Regions from separate parts of the Homo sapiens genome. Here region 2 is linked to region 1. A link is a loop called in an ENCODE intact Hi-C map of the cell type or tissue named here. Cell type or tissue: sigmoid colon. All regions are shown on one strand.

The links. Peaks named below come from ENCODE experiments on the same cell type or tissue, not always from the same donor. Only the 100,000 strongest peaks of a DNase experiment are listed, where the experiment ranks them.
Region 2: it touches region 1 in a loop (5-fold over the local background); 7 of 110 quality-filtered maps call a loop at or near these places.

The regions. Positions count from the first base shown.
Region 1 is chr12:6,178,666-6,186,665 of GRCh38, forward strand. It overlaps LOC105369623 (a long non-coding RNA gene), which reads right to left and starts at 2,366. Exons shown (of 3, transcript XR_931588.3): 1 at 1,934-2,366. RefSeq lists enhancers at 1,463-2,033, 4,492-4,671. In sigmoid colon, no CTCF peak of the experiment used is centred here; DNase peaks (open chromatin) are centred at 1,836, 3,836 and 5,336; H3K27ac peaks cover 4,038 bases.
Region 2 is chr12:5,984,038-5,992,037 of GRCh38, forward strand. It overlaps VWF (von Willebrand factor), which reads right to left. Exons shown (of 52, transcript NM_000552.5): 38 at 7,782-7,981; 39 at 1,526-1,628; 40 at 1,008-1,082. Among named protein-coding and RNA genes, the nearest start is that of ANO2, 43 kb to the left of the region's middle. In sigmoid colon, CTCF peaks have their summits at 4,721 (motif pointing right) and 4,929; a DNase peak (open chromatin) is centred at 4,744.

The DNA.
Region 1 (8,000 bases):
GTCTGAGACTGGGTCTATTCATCTCTCCATCCTCGGCCTAATGGTACTAGACACATAGTCAGCCCATAAATATTTATTGAATCAACCAATGAATAAAAGAGAAGACTTTTGTGTCTTTGTTTCCCATTCCTTTTTTCCCCCACTCTCACAATGGAGAAGCGTCATGGGGCAGGAATAAAGAGAAAGAGGAATGTGTGCCCCATATTCACTCCATACTCTCCTCTCCCCATCCAGTTCCAGGCTCTGCCTTATACAACAAGGGAACCTTTCTCCTTGGCCTTTCTATTGCTGGACGGTACCAGGTTTGACTCAGGGGACCTGAGGAAAAGGCTTTATCCCCCAGAATGCCTGCCCTGACCCCACAGAACCAGGGTTGCCTGAAGCAGCCCCAGCCAGACTTTCTGCAGTGGGAGCCGTCTCATCCAGGAGACGCCACACTGCTCATCCTGGTCAGAGGCTGGTCAGAGGCTGCAACTGCCCCTGGCTATTCCAAGAACAGGCAATTTGTCAAAACGTCTCTGAGCAGGCCCCAGGGCCAGCCACTCCTTCCCTCCTCCTTCCTTCCCCATCCATTCATTTACCCGTAGGTATTGAGTGCTCCCAAGGGCCCAGGACTGGCTTCCCGGACTTCCAGTCCAGCAGGAGAGACACATTGAGCAAGTAATAACAAGTGTGACGAGGCTATAGGGAAGACAGAAGGAAAAGGAGGCCATGGAGGGAAGGAGCAACCAAGAACAAACGAAGGGAAAAAGGCAAAAGCAGAAAGAGGCGTCACAGGCCAGCCCCTCCCCACTCTTCCCTGCATTCCAGAAACCAGAGGGCCTGGAGAGGAGGCACCAATGAGCCACAGAGATGCATTGTATTCATTTTCTGGGGCTGCAGTAACAGAATGCCACAGACTAGGGGGCTTACACAGCAGAAATGTACTGTCTCACAGCTCTGGAAGCCAGAAGCCTCCAGGCTCCTTCTGAGCACTGTGAGGGGGTCCGTCCCATGCCTCTCCGCTGGCATCTAGGGGTTTGCTGCAGTCTTTGGCATTCCTGGCTTGTGGATGGCATTCTCCCTGTCTTCAATCAGCTTCCCTTTGTATGTGTCCCTCTACACATGGCATTCACGTGTGTGTTAAAAGTTACCATTTTTAAGTAGTTCAGTGGCCTTGAGTGTATCCACAATGTTGTGTCACGTTCCATCTCCAGAACTTTCTCATCATCCCAAACGGAAACTCCACATCCATTCAACACTGACTCTCCATACCCCATTTCCCAGCCCCTGCTCACATCTATTCTACCATCTGTTTATGAATTTCACTATTCTAGGCAGCTCCTTCATGGAATCACACAGTTTGTCCTGATGTGACTGGCTTATTTCACTGAGCACAATGCCTTCCGTTTTCATCCATGTTCACATGGCACTATTTTATAAAGGATCCCAATCATAGAGGGCTAGGGGCCCACTCTCCTCTAGTCCAACCTCATTTTAATTTAACTAATTCCCTCTGCAGCAACCCTATCACCAACTAAGTTCACATTCTGAGGCACCGGGGATGAGGACCTCAACATAGGAATCTGGGGGGACACAACACAACAGGTGTGCCGTGACCGAGACAGAGATGGGAGGAACAGAAAAAGCCACCCTGACAGGCAGCATGGGAGGGGTGATGAGCAAGTTCTTGTTTTGTTGACCCTTAACCCCTCTGTACTCCCTACAGGAGCCACTTCCCTGGCGTGCTTCCCCAGCCCGGCTGACTCACTGGACAGGAAAAGGAAGGGCAGGAATTCAGGCCGATGAGCCAGGGACCCTCACCTCTGGCCGGGCCTGGCACAGCCTCCTGGGGAGCCCCCGCACACCAGCCCTCCCGGCACCACTCGGTGTGTCCTGCCTGGCTGATGGGCAGCCACGTATGCCCCACCCTCCCCTGACCGTGCCCACTTACCCAGGGGCCCAGCTGTCTTGGCTGGCAGGCTTCCATTGCAAGTCACTCCTCCATCCACACAGATCACTCACGTCCCTCATTCCGTCCCTCGTTCCACAGAGCGTGTTGACACCCACTGCGGGGCAGGCCTGGCTGCAGGCCTGGAGATGCAACAGCAGCAAAAGGAGCAGCCCCTGCCCCAGGAGGCTCCCATTCAAGTGAAGGAGGCAGACGAAAGGCCACAACAGTCGAGTGCACACTGTCAGATGGCGATGAGGGCCAAGGAGGCACAGCAGCAGGGGAGGGGATAGGGAAGGCCCCGGTGGGCTGGGCTGCGTGAGCCACCTCTGACAAGGGTGCCTGGGAGCAGAGGCCCAAAGGATTGGACAGAACCAGCCATGTGGATCCTGGGGGAGAGGATCCAGGCTGAGGAAGCAGCAAGGGCTCAGGCGAGAGCGGGAGTGCCCCCATCCTTTCCAAGAAACACCCACGAGTCCAGGGTCTGTGTGTGTGTGTGTGTGTGTGTGTGTGTGTGTGTGTGTATCTATATGTGTGTGTCTGTATGAGTATGTGTCTGTATGATGTCTGTGTGTCTTTATGTGTGTGTGTCTGTGTATCTATATGTGTGTGTCTGTATGTGTATGTGTCTGTATGATGTCTGTGTGTCTTTATGTGTGTGTCTGTGTGTATCTATGTGTGTATGTGTGTGTCTGTATGTGTATGTGTCTGTATGATGTCTGTGTGTCTTTATGTGTGTGTGTCTGTGTGTGTGTCTATGTTCCTGGGTGTGTGTCTGTATGTGTGTACCTATATGTGTGTGTGTGTGTATCTATATGTGTATGTGTCTGTATGTGCATGTGTCTGTATGATGTGTCTATGTGTCTCTATGTGTGTGTGTCTGTACGTGTGTGTGTATCTATATATGTGTCTGTGTGTCTGTGTGTGTGTGTGTGTGTGTGTGTGTGTGTGTGTTGGGAAATGGCAGTGGCAGGTGCACTATATGGTGGAGACACTGGGTTTTAGGCTTTAATGAGTTTGGGTTTTACCCCCAAGAAACTGGGGGTAAAAGAGGGAATAAAAGCAAAACATCCCATGCCCTCAAGGAACGTCTAGTCCAGGATTAGAAGTGGGGCAGTCCCAGGAAGGAGCCATCTTGACAGTGAATTCACGCGGAAGACGCGTGAACCCAGCTGGCCTGGAGAGACAGAGGTGCTTTGCAGGGCATGGGGAAGCCAGCAGGTCCCAGTCGAGAAACCTGGTTTTCTGTCTGGGTTGGTTGAAGACTCTTTGTCCCAGAAGGAGTCGCTTGTTTGCTTGTTCATCTTAAGTTTAAATTGAGAGAGGTTAACGGCTTTTGCCTCAGAAGGCAGGCTGGCCTGGCAGGGTGTGTGTTGTGAGGTGCAGAAACACATCTTCCCCAGCTGGCCTCACAGGCCAAGAAGCAGATAATGTCTTCCTTCTGCCAGCTTCCCCGCAGCTTGGTTTTCCTGGGACAGTTCCTCCGCTGGAGGAAGGGACAGGGGATGGGGACAGGGGATGGAGGAGGAGTTGGGGAGACCCTTCAGAGAGTGTGGCAGAAACACGTGTGTACAGGCTGGCACACGAGTCACAGAGGCAACAGGGTGGCTGCGGGGAGAAATGTGAGCAGAGCTCATGCAATTGTCGTGAGTGAGTGCGCTCTCGCGGCTCTAAGGATTTGGGAAAACAACTTGCAGATCCAGGCATGTTTACGTAGGGAGGGGTGCCGTGTGCTGGACCAGGTCCAGAACTAAAAATAACACAGTATTTCTGTGCCCAGCAAGAGCGCTAGCATCTGTGGGGTTTGCGTGGTGGGAAGAGTGTGGTTTCAGCTGAACCAGGCGCAGTGTGACCAGAACAGTAGGAGGGAAGGCCAGGCCTGGGTGGGAGGCCCCAGGATGGGCGGGGGAAGGACTGAGGGCGAAGGCCATCCCAACTCGCAGCAGAAAAAGCCTCCAGGCGGTCACGGGCTGCCCATCTCGTGAGGCCAGATGTGGGTCCTCCTGCATATCTGAAACAGCACAGAGCATTGGGGCAGCCTCCAAACCTCCCCTATAAGGAGCAGTTAAGGGATCCAGAGGGCGTGGCCTGGAGCAGAGAGAAGGGAAGCAACATGTGTGGGGCATTCACAAGTGCAGGATGCCTTCTCCGGGCTCCCATGATGATCCAGACAGGTAGGCGTTTTCCTTCCCTTTTTGCAGATTGTGAAAACAGCGTTCAAAAAAGACTCATGGGCCGGGCGCGGTGGATCACGCCTGTAATCCCAGCACTTTGGGAGGCCAAGGCAGGCAGATCACAAGGCCAGGAGTTGAAGACCAACCTGGCCAACATGATGAAACCCTGTCTCTACTAAAAATACAAAAATTAGCCGGACGTGATGGTGGGCACCTGTAATCCCAGCTACTCAGGAGGCTGAGGCAGGAGAATCGCTTGAAACCGGAAGGCAGAGGTTGCAGTGAGCCGAGATTGCGCCACTGCACTCCAGCCTGGTCAATAAGAGTGAAACTCTGTCTCAAAAACAAACCAACCAACAAACCAAAAACTCTTGTAACCCTGGGGCCACCCAGCCACAAAGAGGCAGGGCTGGGACAGGCCCCTGCAAGTCTCCTCTGGAAGGCCAAAGGGCTGCTACTAGGAAGGGGTGGCAGACTCATCCCATGTGGCTTCAGAGGGCAGGACATGGACAAAGGTTATGGGAAGGGAGGGAAACTTTCCAATAACCAGACTGCACAAGAGTGGAGTGGCCTGCCTCAGGAGGGGTAAGCTCATGCAAAAGCTGGCTGTTGGGGACATTGGGAGGGACTCTGAAGGTCACCACCACTCTGAATCAATGCTGTGTGGGAGGATGCCAGGGTCCACTGGACCCATGACGTGCCTTTAGCGTGGGAAGCAGGGAACCTCAACTTTGGAAAGAGTGAGGGCACAGTGATGTCCAGCCACTCCCAGAAGCCGTCTGTTAATAGAGCAACCCCTCGGGCGGTGTGCAATCCTAATGACCAGCCCCAGGACATTGGAAACAGGGTCCTGCTGACCACAGTCTAGGAGACAGGGCTGCACACAGACGGAACCAAGCACACAAGACGAGAGAGGGTGTGTACCGCAGAAACCAAGGGCTCATTTATGTGCTGCGTTCTCAGTCTGCAAGGAGTCAGAAGAGAGGACAGTGAGGCCAGGAGAACTCAGGGAACACTCCTTGTTGTAATCATCACAGTTATGTAACTCATATTACCAGCTGTTCTTTCGTGAGCATTCTCTATGTGCCAGGCTAAGTGTTTTGTATGCACTGTATGATTTAATCCTAGAACAACACTATGAAGCAGGAGCTCTTAGTATTCCCCTTTTACAGATGAGGAGGCAGGCTCAGAGAGGTGATGTAACTTGCCCAGAATTATATAACTAGTGTGTGGCAGAGCCTGGACTCAAGCCCAGATCTGTTGGACTCCAGACCCCGTGTAGAACCATAAGGAACTGATGCTGCTTCAATTTCTGCACTGATACGGAAATCTCTCCGAGATATCATGCCGTTGTTTTCTATTGTTGCTATAGCATATTATCACAAGTTTAACACATATTTATTGCACACTTCTGGAGGTCAGCAGTCTGACATGTGGGTCTCACTGGGCTAAAATCTCAGTGTGGGCAGGGCTGTGTTCCCCTCTGGAGGCTGCAGGGGAGAATCCCTTTCCTTGCCTTTCCCAGCTTCTAGAGGCTGCCTGCATTCCTTGGCTCCTGGCCCCTCCTCTGTCTGCAAAGCCACCATTGTCATGTCTCTCTAACCCTTTGTCCCAGTTCCCTCTGACCACAGCCAGGAAAGATTATCTGACTTTAAGGATCCATAGGATTAGATTGAGCCCACTTGGATAATTCAGGATACTCTCCCCATCTCAAAGTCCTTAATCACATCTGCAAAGTTCTTTTTGCCAAGTAAGGTAACATGCACACCTGGCAGGGATTAAGGTGTGGTCACCTTTGTGGGGGCCATTATCCTGCCAGCCATATAAAAAGGAGAGAAAAGAGGCCAGGCGCGGTGGCTCACACCTGTAATCTCAGCACTTTGGAAGGCTGAGGCGGGCGGATCACCTGAGGTCAGGAGTTCAAGACCAGCCTGGCCAACATGGCAAAACCCCATCTCTACTAAAAATACAAAAAAATTGGCTGGGTGTGGTGGCTCACGCCTGTAATCCCAGCACTTTGGGAGGCCAAGGCGGGTGGATCACAAGGTCAGGAGATCGAGACCATCCTGGTTAACACAGTGAAACCCCGTCTCTACTAAAAACAAACAAACAAAACTCTACTAAAAAAAAAAAAAAAAAGAGAGAGAGAGAGAAAAGAGCAAGGTGCCGAATCAGTAGCAAGGTGCTTCTTCTGGTGTTAAAAAATTCTTAAATGGGGAGAATAACAATATATACTAGTATTTGCATAATGAAGGATACATTAAGGAACCAGTATTGGGGAAGAGCTAGCCTGATGGGGACAAGACTGGATGGAGATTTTTGCTGTCGTTATGCAAGTGTTCAAACACACGCAAAAGTAGAGAGAACAGTATAATGAATCCCATATACTCATCGCTCAGCATCAACGATTTTGCATTCTTATTGCATTTTATCTCTCCACTTTTTGGGAAGGGGACTGAACAATTTAAAGCAAATCCCAGACATCATATCATTCTACCCATAAAAACTGCAGCGTGTATCTCTAAGAGATACGGTTTTCTCAGAAACATAACCATGGCCGGGCGCAGTGGCTCATGCCTGTAATCCCAGCACTTTGGGGGGCCGAGGCGGGCGGATCACGAGGTCAGGAGATCGAGACCATCCTGGCTAACACGGTGAAACCCTGTCTCTACTAAAAATACAAAAAAATTAGCTGGGCGTAGTGGCGGGCGCCTGTAGTCCCAGCTACTGGGGAGGCTGAGGCAGGAGAATGGCGTGAACCCGGGAGGCGGAGCTTGCAGTGTGCCGAGATCGCGCCACTGCACTCCAGCCTGGGCGACAGAGCGAGACTCCGTCTCAGAGAGAAAAAAAAACAAAAACAAAAAACACATAACCACAATGCCATCATCACACGTAAGAAAGTTAACAATATTTCCTTAACATCATCTAGTCCTTAGTCCATATTTAAATTTCCCTAACTGCCTACAAAACCTTTTTTTTAATAACTGGTCTGTCTGCATCAGGATTCAAGAATCAGGCCCACACGTTGCCCTTGGTGGACAGAACTCCTAAATCTCTGTTACAGATTAACAGTTTCCAGGAGAAACACGTTTCCCTCTCTTGTATCTTTATTTTTCAGTTATATAAACAAATGATCTATTTTTAAATGAAATTTAAAATAAAAATCTAATGCTTCATGGAGATAAGGCTCCCAAGGGGTCCCAAAAAGTGGTGGGTGAGGGGAAGCCTCAGTGGAGCTCTGGGCTGGAGCGGATGGGAGGCAGAAGGCCCCACCAAAGCTACACGTGGTGAACAGACTTGGGGAGTCTAGGCTCTGACATTCTGGCTTCCTGGCCTGCTTGGAGGTGGGTGGGGAAGTGGTGGGAATGCCAGCGATACAATTTAGCCCTGAGGAAAGTCCCCAAAGTCAAGAGTGCTGCAGTCACTCTATGTGGGTAGGGTGGGAGAGCCACAGGAAACCCACCATCCCTCCATCAGAGCCATATCACACTCCTAGACCCAGGTGTTAAACCAAAGCGTGCCCAGATTGGACAACCGGGAAAAATGGAGATGCGCAGAATGTGCAGGACGGGGGAGGGGTTGGCTAAACTGGAAGTCGGGAGGTCCAAGTCCTACTCTAGCTCTGCCACCAGCCACCTGCACAGTCCTGTGAGAGCCACCTCTAAACACATTCCCTCTAGTAACCACGGCTGGGAGAGGTGGAATGGCGAATAACATCTATTAGTGTTTGCTTGTATTTGCATAAAGAAGGGCACAATAAAAACCGAAGCAGCATCAAATGAGATCCTGGGTATGGAAAAGGGAGTGTCAATTAATATTGTTAACAGCCAGATCCCAAAACCCCAATCCTACCAAGTTCCCAACATTATCCCTAATTTAAGAGAGGAGTTCTGCAG
Region 2 (8,000 bases), 190 kb before region 1:
AGATAGATCAATCCAAGTCACATACTGATTATTCTTATCATCCACTAGGGCTTTCACATCTCAGCCAAGTCAACTTGGATCCTCTAGACCTGTTTCTTCTTCTGGAAGGTGGGAACTCTACCTTATAGGATCAGTCTGAGGAGTTCACAAAATAATAAGGGCAAAGTGCCCGGCACATTGTAGGAGACTAGTAATGTCTATAAAATGAGGGGCTTGAAGTAAATGATCCCTCTAGTTCTCTCTACTGCTAACATTCTAAGACCTCCTTTACATTAATTGTTCTCAAGCCACATCTCCCTCCCCTACAGGACTTCTATTTATTTCTGATCAATTTCATGAGTACAAATAAGTTTCTCCGATTATATGATTTTCTTTTAGTTCCTTGGACTGTCCCCTGATCTATCTGCTCTCCCTTCAATATCTGCATCACTGCAAATTGTACAAGCCTGTGCTTTAGGTCTTCATCTGTACAAGCAATAAACACACTGGACAGGACTGGGACAAAGGCACTAATGATTTCCTGCCATGCTAACCGTAATTCCATCAGCTCTGAATTCACGGACTTATACCATTATTCAGCCCACTATTCACAGAGCAGCCTGCAAGGCTAGCATGAAAACCTCTAGCAAACAACCTGCTGAACTCAAGGTGCCCAGTGTGTGGTCTTCTCTATATCTAGCAGCCTCAAAATCTTATTGAAAATGAAAATGGGTTGCTTTGGCATGACCTTTTCTTCAGTATATCTCCATAGTCCCCAGTAATCACCCCATTCTTGTATTAATCCTGTCAAACCTGTGTTTAGTAATTTACAGTAGATTCTTCTAGGAAGCAAATCCTATTCTCCAGAGGTAACCCTTTCCACTTTTTTGGAGTATCCAGTCGGTCCTTACCCACCTCCTTTCACACACCCTGTGCCTGAGAACAGAGACACCTTTCAGCACCTTCAACGTGGTGCCCCCTGGGGCTAGGGTTGGGCCCTGGAGACATCCCCCTGGTGGGACACATACCACACTCATACTCGGGGCAGCACTGGTCTGCATTCTGGCGGAGGCGGGCTACTTCACACAGGCCACACGTGGGAGCTAGAGGAGAGGAACGGCCACAAAAGTCAGAGAAATTAGTGGTGGGACAGCCTCAGAGGGATTTGAAATGTTCTTGCTCACTGAAAACTAGTAGGAGTTCTGTACGGTCATCCCACAAGGATCCAGGCCACGGGACCTCTGACAGATGAGTGTCCCCATGTTCCTGTTGACACCCTCACATTTACCCTCCAGGGGACTCTTAAGTCTGACCGTTGCTGGGGACCAGAGGCGAGGGTTAATCTGAGAATGTCGACCCCAGGTGCAGAATGGGGCTCCCAGGCCCAGTGATGGGAAATGCAGGCTGGGCAAGGAAGCCCACCCACTCTAGGACTCTAGGTGCCAGTGTTTGAGTCTGCTCTGCCAGAGGTGAAGATGGGTGGCTGGGGGGCCTTGCAGGGGCCCTTGTTCCTCCATGAAGGCACCAGGGAGGGGAGGACTCTCACCTTTGGCCGTGGGGCAGGGCTGCGTTGTGCAGTTGACCTTCCGCCCGCTGAGGCATGTGCAGATCTGACAGGGCTGGTGGTCCGGGACCCAGGCTTCCAGGAACTGAGGGCAAAGCGAGGTTCAGAAAGGGCACAGGACATTCTAGGTACGAAGCCCAGAATTCACAGAGGTCAGCTCTCCCTGCCTCCGGCAAGGGCCAGTCCCTGACCCAGCCCTCTGACAGAGCCTCACAGGCAAACAAAAGCAGGCTGAAAGGAGGTTGTGAGGTTCTAATGGCTTTCAGAAAGGTGGTTGCCACATTGCTTTGTAAACTAACATGCGGAAATTTTCACTACAGCCTTCTCTGTTGGCAGTGCTAAAACCAAGCAAAGAAAGAAAAATGAGAGTTCTTGGATCGCACTGCTAGTCATTTCTCAAGCCAAAGGAGAAATTGGGTTGTTGCTTGGGGAAAAAAATCCATTTATTTCTGAAATTGACTTCAGACAATAGGGTAGGAAGAGCGGTGGGGAGGACAGCAAAACTCTTGAAAGCATCACATTCTTGATGCCCGCAGTGACTTTAGAGGCCTGAGTGCAGTTCTCTGATTTTTCAAATGGGAGACGGCCCAGGGCAGAGAGCAGCCTTCTCGAAGGTACACACAGCCCCACAGCACAAGGCTTTGAAGTCAGGAACTCCTGAACTCTAACAAAGGCTGCATTCCGCTGTGCCTCAGTTTCCTCACCTGTAAAATGAGCGTACTCAAGCCTGCCTTGCAGGACTGTTGTAAGGAGTGAGAAACTGTGATTAGCACAGGGTACACAGCAAAGAGCTCCACTAATAAGAAGCAGAGCCAGGACTCAGTCTCCCTCTGGATTCAGCCATAAAGTTAAATTTAAACTTAAAATTAAATTCAAGTGAAATTGCCCCTGAAGAAACACATTCTTATCCAGTAGCTCAAAGGCCTCTAAGAAGTTCCCAGGTCAAGAAGGTCTTACTTATTACTTCCACAGTCAGCAATCAGTCAGCTAAGAAGGAAGATCAAATACCCACAAGTAAGGCCCCCTTCCCCCAAAGTGCCCTGCCCTCCTTCAGGATTAACCCCTCTGGTCCTGCCCTTGACACCTTTCACTCACTCAATAAATGATAGCAGCTAACATTCAGATGCCACCTGCTGTGTGCCACTGTGTTGAGGACTTTATTTAAATCACTCATGTAATCCTCACTGCAGTCCTACGGTGAGGATATGTTTTACCACTGCCCTCACTTTTCCAATGAGAAAGCTAAGGCACCTGCTAGGTTCCCACAGGCACAGCGACAGAGTGAGGATTTGAATCCAAATCCATGGTTTGTTTCTTTGTTATTTTATGTTTTGGTTTTTGTTTGTTTGTTTGTTTGTTTGTTTTGAGACAGAGTCGCACTCTCTCGCCTAGACTGCAGTGCAGTGGCATGATCTCGGCTCATTGCAACCTCTGCCTCCCGAGTTTAAGTGATTCTCCTGCCTCAGCCTCCCAAATAGTTGGGACTATAGGCATGTGCCACCATACCCAGCTAATTTTTGTATTTTAGTAGAGACAGGATTTCACCATGTTGGCCAGGCTGGGTCTCGAATTCCTGACCTCAAGTGATCCACCTGCCTCAGCCTCCCAAAGTGCTGGGATTACAGGTGTGAGCCACTATGCCCGGCCCAAATCCATGGTTTTAAACCACCATGCTCTGCTGCCTCCCACAGGTAACTAATAATAAATATGTTCAAGATATTTTTCTAAGAGTTTTACATTTATGTACTTTATTTTCCTAATAATAACACTACCAGATAAGTAGTAGTATCTATATTTACAAATAATGAAACTGAGACACCAAGAAGTTAAGAAATTTGACCAAGTGGCACATCCAGGCTTCGAACTTAGCATTCTGGCCCCAGACACCACAGGCCTAGCCTCTTGCAGCACAACTGCTTCTCATCAACAGACACAGTGCCCATCGTGGGCAGGTCTGAACACACCATCCTAGCCCTCGAATGGCTGACAGTCAGGTTGAGGAAATAAGACTCATTCGTGAAAATCTGAATGAGAAAAATAAATTGTGATACACACACACCGTGGAATACCACCTAGCAATGAGAAGGAGAAAACTATCAAAACAGACAGCATCATGGATGAATCCCAAAAGCGTTATGCTGGGTGAAGGAAGCCAGGCAGAAAAGAAGTGCGTAGGCATGATTCCATTTATGTGAAATTCCAGAAAATGTAAACGAATCTATAGTGACAGAAAGCAGACCAGTAGTTGTCTAGGGTTGAGGGATATATTTAAAAGGGCATAAGCTAACCTTTGGGGGATGGAAATTCATTATCTTGGTTATGTCAATGGTTTTATAGGTGTGTACATATGTCAAAACCTATCAAATTGTACACTTTAAATATGTGCTGTTTGTGGCATGTAAATTATATCTCAATAAAGCTATTTGTAAAAATAAAAAATAAAAGAGCAGTAAGAGTGCAAAAGGAGAGTCCACTAAGATTGGGCACTCCAGAGAGTCTCACAAGGGTGCACCTATGAAGCACAGGAAGACTTGGGCAAAGGGGAAAGGAGGAGGAATTCCAGGTGGGAAACAGCTAACAAAGGCACAGACGAAGGAACACTCCCGCAGTGCCCGGCATCACAGGTGAGGCAGGTGGCTGAAGACAATGGAGGAGGCCCTGCCTCACAGAGAAGAGCTAAATAAAGACAACCCTGGCGACAGCATGCAGGACGGAAAAGGGAAGGACTAGGAATAAAAACCAGAAAAGACACAGCGGCTGCCACTCCAGCTGGGAAGGTGGAGGGAGGGGCCCAGGGCGCTGGCCTCGGAGGGCTGGGGCAGGGGGTCGAATTGGCAGACATGAGGGGATGCGGAAGGAGAGAGTCATGTTCTGTATATGTTTCAGTGTTCTTTTTTCTCTCCTTTTAAACGCAGACCTCAGATATTTAAACTCAAGAATAAATCACACAATTTTCCAACTATCCTGAGAATGGGTAACACACAACAGATGACCAAAAGCAGGTGTCCAACCTCCTCCGCTGGGGATTTTCATTTCCCAGGAAGCTTAAGGCCTGCCCAAGGCAGGGAAAAGAATAAAAATTAAAAATTTAAAAAACAAGCTAAGGCCAAGCTTCTAAAAGCAACCGTAGTGGCTCTCCAGGCCTGGCCAGGCTATGCAGCAACGCGGCCGGCAGATGGCACTGCTGCACAAGCCCAGGCCAACTGCAGGCAGGCAGTCGCAATCGCCAGGTTCCAGGGCCCAGGCGTGACTATCACCAGGCCAGAACCGGTATGAGAGCCAGCAGGAGTTAAAGTCTGAATGAAGGTGACAAAAGATCGGCCTGCAGAGAATAAGGTGGGAAAACTGACATTTTCAAGGCCCAAGGTCAAAGAAGGACACAAGCAATTCATCATGCACCACCCACCACCAGCCAATGTGATGGGGGATGCAAATGAAATGCAAACACTGAGCCCAGCTAGGGACAGCAGAGACTAAGGGAGAGGGAAGGAGGCTACGGGCCAGAGCTTCTGGGCCATGGACAAGGTTCCTGCTAAACTTGTGCCTGTCACTACAGCACCCACCACCACCAGCAGCTCCACTGAGCCAGGGACAGCCTGTGCAGGCTCTTGGTCCCTTCTGATCCTACTCCAAAGACTCACCTCTTTAGACTCTGTTTTGTAAAATAAACAAGAGCTATGAAAACTAGTGAATATTTTGCTCTTCTGAAATTACTACAATAGTTTTATACCCTAGTTTATTTCCCTTAATAAAAGGTTTTCTGGGCTTTATTTTTCAGTTTAAAAAAAAAAGTTTCTTTAATGGAAATGTTCTTCACATTAGGTTTTTATTCTTTCTCTGCTTTGAAAGTCAAAGTTGAAAATGCACGTGGCTGGATATGATGTTTGTTTTCATTCATTTAAACTGTATTTTCTGAAATCACTAAAAGTGGCTGTGTTGTTTTCAAAGTTTTCAATTAACTAATTTTATTTTACCTGATTTTAAAATATATTTATAAGACGGTTTCTACATCCAAAATATTTGGATGGAAACTTTATACAACTTGAATGCATATTCTAATGTGTTGGACTGAAGATGAGGCGGGCAGTGAAAGGGGAAAATAGCACCAGAAAGGAGAAGCAAAGGATAGGGGTTTGGAGACACTAAGATAAAGTTCACAGTCTTCCTGCTCTCAGGACCTTGCAGACATTTGACACTCATGAGCCAGAAATGCTGCAAACTTGAGCTCACTTCTCATCACAGAACGCCAAGGAAAAGATCATTTCTGTCTCCTTCTGAGAGCAAGCATTTTGCCACTACTAGTAAAACCGGTCTGAAATTACCACAGGTTTCTAGCCCCATATGTAAATTGGTCCACATCATTCAAGCCCTGCAGGAGCTCAGGAGCTATACAAATCAAGGAGAGGAATATAAGGTTTTGTCAACTCATTTAGGGAATATCACAGAACAGGCAATTACTTAACTTGGCAAGTTGAAATATGGCAGTAGAGTAGGACTTTAGCTCATCTATTCCACGGTGAGGACAAATTGGATCCACTAGGACAAAGCCCAACAACTAAACTAGAGCAGATGAGATCACTATAAGTGACTATAAGTAATAGCCCTAATGGATACCCATGCTCCAATGAACATGAGTTAGCCCAGAGTTCAGCTCACAGTTCCAGTGAGGTCAATGGCAGGGCTAGGACACTATAGGATGACTGATGTTATGAATATAAATCCCAGCTTTATCACCTCATGCCATTGAGCCTCAGTCTCATCCATTCAATAGGATGTGCGATTATGACCCTATAGAGCTTTGGGGAGAATCATATAAAATGGTCCCTATCCTGGCTTATAACATCAGGGACAGAATAGTGTAGTTACTGAAATGTTGTTTTCACTATTCTGCAGGCTGGTTAGCTACATTTACCATGAGTTCTCCTATTCGTGGTTGAACATAGTGGTAAGTCACTCTACTTGGTCCACTTAGCAAGAATGGTCCTCCTTGGCGATGAAGACATTAGGTCTTGAGTGCAGTCCATGATCACAAAACACATTCTCCTTTCCTAGAAGCCAAATATGCTTCTATCTCTACCACGGTCTGTAGTATCACTGTCAAGCATGAAGGACAGGGCCACTGCACACATTCACATGTACACGTTCACATGTGCACAGACACACACTGCCCCAGATCCTACAAATATACACGGGGTCAACTTTGAAGAGAGATGACAGCCATTTTAGGCCAAGACGGAGGAGTCTGGTAAATATGCTTTCAAAATACACTCAATAACTCCCATAGAGCTAAAAAAAAAAAAAAAAAAAAAAAAAAAAAAAAAAAAAAAATTTTGATGACTCAGTGACTCCCAAGCAAATCAGCCCAAAAAAGATGCAGCAAAAGGGCCATTTCATATAGTGGAAAGAGCCAGATCTTTGGAGTCACATAGAGCTTCAAATTCTGAGATCAACTCCATTACTTATAAATTGTTTCCATGGGTAACTTACTGAGCTCTTTAGGTCTTAGTTTCTTCATAGGATTTTTGTATTTATGAGTGACACAGGATACAATAATGTATTCTGTGGAATCCCAGTCCCAAGGGATTCTCACACACACACACACACACACACACACACACACACACACGCATGCACACACACGCTCCATGATCAAATAAGTTTGAGAAACAAAAACTCTCTTAAATATCTGCAAGGTACAGTAGTATATTAAAAAGACTAAAGAGTTCTGCAATAAAGAAACCTGTTTAACTATGGTTAGCTGGTGTTCTTTAAACTCACTTGACCACAAGTAACTGTTAATACCCTGCAAAATACACCTTTGAAAAACACTAAGATAATGAATATATTGGGTTTAGCACAATCAAGGTACATAATCTCTCTTAACAATGGCAGACATTATGACACAAAATATTCTTTTCCCTTTCCCTCCTGGATTTCTGTATCATTCTGCTTAAATGACTATAATCATAAAGACAATAGTAATAACAATCATAATAATAATGTGGTAACAACACTTTGATGTTTAATCCCACAGATAATACATGACAGACGCAGGATTTGAACCAAGAGCTATCTGAATGCAAGGCCATTACACAATACTGCCTCCCTATCCCTAATGATCCCCGTAAGAGTCAACCCTGCTGCCACAGTTGGAAGAGGCCAATCACTGGTGAACATATCTCCCTTTTGACCCAAGAGGGAAGCAGCCCCATGGGAAGTGAAAGGCCCAGGCTCCTACCTGGTGCTGGACTCCATCCTCACCAATGCACTGAGTGCAGGCCTCTTCAGGGACACAGCTGCCTTCCAACATGACTTTATCTGGAGGGCAGAAACAGCCTTCGGAGGGATGGTCCCCACAGGAGCTCACGTTGCCATCACAGTGCCGGGGACAGCCATGCTCACAGTGGTTGTAGACCAGAGATGGTGGGCATGACATAGCTGTAGACAGAGAAGGAGG